Linked DNA regions of Homo sapiens: region 1 is linked to region 2. The links are chromatin contacts, found by Hi-C in ENCODE. All regions are on one chromosome and are shown on one strand. The core of a region is the stretch at or near the end of the contact, and the rest is flanking DNA. Distances in the headings are between cores, read along the strand shown.

Region 1 (3,511 bases), core at 584-3,083, 230 kb before region 2:
GGCCCATTTTCTTCACGTCCTTTTTTTCTACTTTTATAGCCATGATTCTCCATCCTGGTTGCAGATCAAAATTATCCATGAAGATTTTTATTAATACAGATCCCCAGACTCTAGTCCCAAAGATTCTAACTCAGTAGATCTAGGGTTGATCCAGGTATCTGTATTCAAAAGAGACCCAATAGATTCCAATAAGGCTGACCCTAAATCTATGGTGTTTCAGAATCATGCATCTTCTGGATTATAATTCCATAAGTTAGTCCAGGACCATAGAATCATGGACGATATTATTTGGAAAAACGTCTCCAGATGCATAAGAACCCCATACTACAACATCTTCAAATGCTCAGGTTCCCATGGAAGCTCAGTATAAAGGAGGCTGACAGGAAGACACTAGCCCATTGAAGCTTAACACTAAGAAACCAGCAGACCTTTGGGAACTTCAGCTTTTAACTAGGAGTATCCAAAAAGTCCTATTAGCTATTGGAGAAAAGGCTACTGATGCCCTAGCTGGCCAAAAATACATATATGAGACCAAGACCAGATACGTAATTTGTGGGTCCCAGTGCAAAGTTGAAAAGTTAAGAATTTCAAGATGGCAACAGCAGAGCATTAAACCAAGTGTGAGCTCTTTCTGAGAATGGAACGTTGTGCAGCTGCACAGGGCACATGCCCATGAAGTAGCCTATGCGGGACTATTGGGACCAGGCTACAACTGAGGCAGGACAGTGATTTGTACATCAAGGAATAACTGTAATCCGATCAGTATCTGATCTTCCTCTCAATTTGCTTGTTTTTCTGCATCCTTGAGGCAGCCTTTGGGAATCTCTTTAAAATGCAAATTCAGTAGTGTCACTCCCCTGTGCAAAAGCATTCAATGGCATCCCATTGCTCTAGGATCATATCTAAAGTCCTGAGTATGGCCCACAAGTGCCTGTGCCTTCTGGCCCCTGTCTACCTCTCCCACCTTGTGCTCCCATTCTCTTTATGCTCCAGTCACACTGCCCTTGTTTCAGTGCTTGCAATTTTCCAGGCTCCTTTCTCTTCGGGTCTTCACATATGCAGTTCTTTGTGGCTAGAAGAATCTTCCCTGTCTCTTCTCACTTAGCTAAATTCTACTTATCCTTCAGGTCATAGGTTAAATGTTGCTTCTGCATGGAAGCTTTTTTGACCCACACTGGGACACGCTGTCCTCTTACCCTCTATTTGTCCCTTATAAACTGATTTCCACTGTTCTTAAATGGCGAATTGTGCAATTATCTGTTTAAAGGCTATCTTTCCTGCTAGACTACCTGCTTCTCTGTCTTATCACTGCCATATCCCCTTTGCTTAGTGTAGTGTCTGAAACACAGGAAGTAAGTACTCAAAAAGTAGTTTTGAATTAACTAATGAGAAACATGGCAACAAATGAAGAAAGGGTGAAAATATCAGGCACTAGTATCTTCTTCTTGTTGAAGAATCACATTTACTTCCAAAGCCTACTGACCTAATCTTCCAAATCACTCCATACATGGCACTAAACATCCCTTATACAAAGACAGCACAATTGTCCAGGACAATCCAATTTTTAGCTGTCATCATGGAGTGCTTATTAACAACACTTACTTTTGCTCACCAAACTGCCTGTGTGGATGCTGAATTATGTGAATGCTCTACTTATATACCATGATCCAGTAACTCATGAGCCATCTCTCTCTCTCTCTTTCTCTCTCTGTGTAGGCGAACTGATGACAGACAGCTTCTGTGTTTTGGTGGCTGTGGTATTAACAGCAAGCTTAAGTTATTAAACCGAGCAGCTTTAATCCTCGAGGTCTCCTGGAGCAGTAGGGATTAATGTATTTTTACTCCAGAGCCAATGTAGCTATTCCGATGCTCTAAGATCTGCTCTCTGCAATGCCCAAACTGACCCCAATTGCCTTTCTCTAGACCCACTTCTCCACCGTGGGAGAAGTGATGGAATTCTACTTGGAGATCGACCCTGTTACCTTGAACCTGATCATCCTAGTTGCGAGCTACGTCATCTTGCTCCTGGTCTTCCTCATCTCCTGCGTGCTATACGACTGCCGAGGCAAGGATCCCAGTAAGGAGTACGCGCCCGAGGCCACTCTCGAGGCCCAGCCCTCCATCCGGTTGGTGGTGATGCACCCAAGTGTCGCTGGGCCCCACTGGCCAAAGGGGCCTGGCCTTTCTTTGGGGGATCCTGCTCCACTAGGAAAGAAAAGCACCATGGTATGAGGCTGGCTAAGGGACACTGGGGAGAGACCACTAGACTTTCCATAGAGACAAACTGCTCCCTATCGTGGCTCCAATTCTCTCAGCACATGTATCCCGCTTGATGAAGGAAGTGAGAGCTCTGTCTTACTTGCTGTTTTCTCGTCACCTTCTTTGTGACAAAAGTAACTGTTTAAGGTAAGAAGCCCAAAGTGGTCTTTAGTCAAATTCTCCAAATGCAAACTGTCAGCAATGCTGTAGTATAATGAAGTTGGTTACTGGTACATTTCTGATGTTGCTGTCCTTGCAACTCACAGGAGAGAATGACTTTTGAGAAAGGATGCAATATTGTGTGTGTGTGTGTGTGCACGTGCACGTGCGTGTGTGTGATAAGGAATGAGACTAACTCCAGTCTAGTCTATTCTTTGCAAATTCTTTCTTTCCAAGGCAACCAGTTTTTTGTTGTTATTTTTCTTTTCTTTAAGAGACAGAGTCTTGCTCTGTTGCCCATGCTTAAGTGCAGCAGCGTGATCATAGCTCACTGCAGCCTTGAACTGGGCTCAAGCAACCTTCCCACTTCAGCCTCCCATGTAGCTAGGACTCTAAGGTCATGACACCACGCCTGTCTTTTTTTTGTAGAGATGGGGTTTCACTATGTTGCCCAGGCTGGTATTGAACTCCTGGCCTCAAGCAATCCTCCTGCCTCAGTCTCACAAAATGCTGGGATTATAGATGTGAGCTGCTGCACCCAGTCAAGGCAACCCCATTGAACTTGTTCAGACTTCAGAACATTATTATTTCTGTACCTACCAGCTCTTCACGTTCTATTCCCAACTCCAAGACAGAATAAGGAATGCATACAACTAAAACAACAAAGCTTGGAGCCTGGGTTCAAATCCTGCCTCTTCTACTTGCTAGCTGTGTGGCCATGGTTAAGTTGAGCCACCTCTGTGTCTCAGGGATAGTGATTGGACCACTAAGCTTTTGGGGCTATTTAAATGAGTTAATTCACCAAAAGCACTTGAGACAGTTCTTGACACACAGGGTTAGCTATGATGATGATCACTGATAATATTTCCTTCCATATGCCTCATAAAAAATTTAATCTCCAATCCTCAAATCCGGCCTGATCCAATACAAAGTTATTGAAAACTCATTGAAAGAATTCTGAGACCCCACAGCTTGGTGTATCTGTCCCCAGAACACTGCCTGCTCTCCCTTCACTCTCTTTGTTGATGTTGAATGGTATGTTTTTTCCCCTGTTCATTAGTCTATTTCCAAAATTTTTGAATTATTATCTCCA
Region 2 (3,497 bases), core at 1-2,500:
ACCCACAGACTGGCAGGAGGCTGTATCCCAGTCCCTGAGATTTTGGGCATCCTCTATGACAAGGGAGGCCTTCCATCATGGAAGGAAGAAGCAGCCTGGCACATGCATCTAGCTGGAAAAGTTTCTGTAAGTCTTGATTGGTTGTTGCTTGGCTGGATGATACTGATGGCAAAAGTAACATTCCAAAGCAGTAAATATAAGACTCTGAATAAGGCTTGGCGCTGGGAAATCCTTATGGAATTTATGGCTTGGTGTGATGGGGAAAAAGAGTTTATTTTCAACCGTTTGTTATGAGAGGGGTCTATTTCATTGAGAAAAGAAACGTCATTATTATTCCAATAAATCTTTGTTTTCTAACCATTCAAGTCTTTCCTAAGGAAGGTTTAAAATTCCAAAACCAACTTTATTTTCAAAAGCAAGTCAAGCTTCAGGTGGCCACCTACAAGAACAGACAATAGAGGAGCTGAGGGAAGCGAGATTACCCCAAGAAATGAATTATACCACCTCTTTCTCCTAATTCCTCTTTTTGAAATTAGATATTTGTTTTACTGAAGGCAAAACAGCCAGCTTGGCCCCTGAGAAAAGTGAGATGAGAATGGGAGTAGGGGTGGAGAAAGGGGGGTACTATCGAGAGGTAAAGTACAAGGGTGGGGGGAGAAAAGAAATAAAAATAGACAAGTCAGGGAAAACCAAATGGCAAAGGTCCATTTGTTTATTTTAACAGTGTTTGCCATTCCAGGCGGCTTGCTGAAGTTCCTTCCTTCCATGGCTGGCCTTGGACCAACATTAGAAAGGTCTTAGATCTTTGGAAAGAAGATTTGGACAACAAAGTTGTTTTATCTGGGAGGGTAACTAGCTTACTCAAGAGTTCCAGGACTTTGGTTTTGATGTTATTACCTTGGCCTAAGTTTCCCTGTCCCAGGCAGTCCTGGCTCTGTTTACTGATTTTGCAAGAGAAAAGGGTGGCCCGAGGAAGGAAGGGGCTTCTCTCAGGCATCACTGCCACATTTAGCTGGATCACCTCAGTACCTGGGCACCGCGAAGAAGATGAAGACAGGCGCAAAAGTAAAACATTTTCTAAAGGTCCTATCTCTCGACACTCATAAGAGGCAAACAACACTTCTCTAACTTACTCCCCAAATAGACACCACCGTGGATGTTCTGCCAAGGAGTGATGCGAAAGTGTGTTCCGAAGTGAAATGTAAGCTTGGCCCAGTGCCCAGCTCTCTGCTGTATTTTGCACAGAGTGCTGCAGGCTGAAGGACCAAAGGAACACATTTCTCTCCACGTGACTGCAAGAGCCAGGCAGCCCAAGCAGATTTCTTTGTGTTAATAAAATGTGATCTCTAGACTGTACACACCAACAGCCCTGGAAAACGTGAGCCAGAGAGAAGGACCCAAGGAAACCCATGGCCCTGGCTGAAAAGGGACTGCAGCTGCTGGCACACTGTGTTGTATCAAGGCAGAGGCATTGCAGGCCTGGCAAATGCAAGTGAGAACACAGCCAGAGATGGAAAGACATGTCAAAGGCTCAGGGGAATGCTGCTTAAGAAATGAAAACAATCCATGGAATCCCATCAAACATGATCCTGCACAAATGTTTACTCTTTCTTGGTGGCTACAGACCAAAGTCCTCAATGGACACTCTCAAGACTTTGGATATACCTGGGATCCAAGGTACCACGTCTCAAAACTGAGACCATTCCAAATATAGCAGGAGCTTGACTCCTAGGTTAAACTGTATATCTTCTGGTCTGGTGTAAGGTGTGACTAATACACATACTTCCATACTCTCACCCCACAGGGACCCAGGCAAATGCAGTCAACTCTCTATGAACGAGGGCAGCCATGGGAGGCAATCACAGGGAACCCAAACAATCACCATGGGGTGGCCTGGACTCTGGGGAGCTTTGCTGTTGTGGGCAGTCCCTGACTCCTTGCTTCAGTGGTCTTGGTCTCCACTGGCCTCAAAAGAGATCCATTGCTCAGGGTCTCAATCTATATATATCTATATCTTGGGAAGGGAGGAGGTTCCTAGGTTGAGGAAGAAAGGGGATTAGTGGCCCCTGCTCACTGGGCCCTCTTTCAACATATGACTTAATCTCCGGACTTTCAAATTCACTGTGCCCTGTGGTCAACTTGTTCCCAATTTGAACAGGGTGTTGGGGGCAGGAGCTGAAAGGTAGCAGGAGCAGAGCACCAGGACCCAGGTAACTTCTGAACCTCTCAGGAACTGTGCTGGAGAATGCAGAAGTTTACAGGGCTAGAGGGCACCTCTGGTTGGAGAGAGTAGAAGGTCCTGGAAGAAGTCATCCCTTGGTCCCCCTCCCCTGCAGTCGCCCAGTGCCCAGGCTTCCCAACCATGGGGCAGGCAATCAGCCATCACCAGCTAATTATGGAGCAGCTGAGTTGATGAGCGACTCCCAGGCCCAGGTGAGCCTTCACCTTGGTTAATCTGCAAACCAGTTAATCAGCCTCAGGATAATTGAAAGTTAACCGTATGCAGAGCTCAAGTGCAGTTACTGGAAACAACAGGAAACAGCAGTAGCAGAGGAAGTCAGGCCCACTCTCAGTGAACTCTTTTGTAAATCCCTATAGCCAATGTTTAACCTGGAGCCCACTTCACCCTATTGCCCAACACACTCTTGGATCAAGTCCTTGTCACACAGTTACCTGGATCCCAGGGAGCACACAGTAAGTGCTCAACAAATTGCAACTGGTTGATTATTTCCCTGGTGCAGTTCATGGATTTAAAGTTAGGAGGCTGGAAGGGCTCAGAGACATTTGGCTGGCTATGTTAGAAACATACTGGGGGAGCTGCAAAAAGCACTACACTCCCCCTCAACCGTTCTTTATAGAAAGAAAAATCTGAAGAGTTCAAACCTTACCAGGAAAGCAGATCAACAGCACAAAAACGCAAAGCACGTTCCACAGCTGAGGAGAAATAAACTTCAGATTATCTGTTCCTTTAGCATGGATAACTGAGAATCACCTTCAATCCTAAACAGACTGGCAAGTTCTCCAAAGCTTCCTTAAAGAAAGTGGCTGCACTTTGATTTTGATTTCAAATATCAAGAATCGCAAGTATGGAGTGTACGGCTGACTGCCTACCGAGGACGCAGTTTCCCTGGAATCTGCAGCCATGACCTCTGGCCACAGGCAGCTTACCAGGGCCTGTGGTTTGTGGCTGCCTCTGCTGGATCAGTGGCACCTATGCCTGTGCTTTACTGGAGTATCCATGGACTTACGTGTTGGAATTACAGCTTCCCTCCACCTTGCAATTCCTGTCTCGTGACCAAGGAGCTGAATCAATAGACTTCCTTTCTTCCATACCCTCTGTTAAGCTAATCAGAATAAGCCTCCTTCAGAGAGTAAAACATTATGTGCTGGAGGCTCAGAAAACACTTTTCCAGGACATCGGAAGCAACACCGGCCTGAGTCCTTGATCTGCTGCCCAGTAGAAGGACAACTACTAAAGGATCTTCCAAACCTGCTCT

The links. A loop is a pair of places that touch in the nucleus more often than their neighbours do. Pooled maps may share reads with other maps.
Region 1: a loop to region 2 is called in a map of sigmoid colon, with 5 times the contacts of the local background. The contact joins the promoter of SMIM36 here to the enhancer-like site in region 2. A Hi-C loop is called at or near these places in 10 of 168 maps with a recorded cell type or tissue (CD4-positive, alpha-beta memory T cell, GM12878, HCT116 and 7 more), 14 of 37 single-sample maps with no recorded cell type and 19 of 50 pooled maps.

The regions. Positions count from the first base shown.
Region 1 is chr17:55,509,774-55,513,284 of GRCh38, reverse strand. SMIM36 (small integral membrane protein 36) reads left to right here and starts at 1,833. Exons shown (of 5, transcript NM_001395421.2): 1 at 1,833-2,406. The coding sequence starts at 1,951. The coding sequence ends at 2,232.
Region 2 is chr17:55,283,449-55,286,945 of GRCh38, reverse strand. The region is part of intron 2 of HLF (HLF transcription factor, PAR bZIP family member); the gene reads right to left. Among named protein-coding and RNA genes, the nearest start is that of HLF, 20 kb to the right of the region's middle. RefSeq lists an enhancer at 408-2,844. Within about 2 kb of position 1,250, at least 24 of the 41 ENCODE cell types and tissues checked have a DNase peak (open chromatin) inside an H3K27ac peak, as active enhancers do; they include sigmoid colon and transverse colon, where a contact is called at or near this core.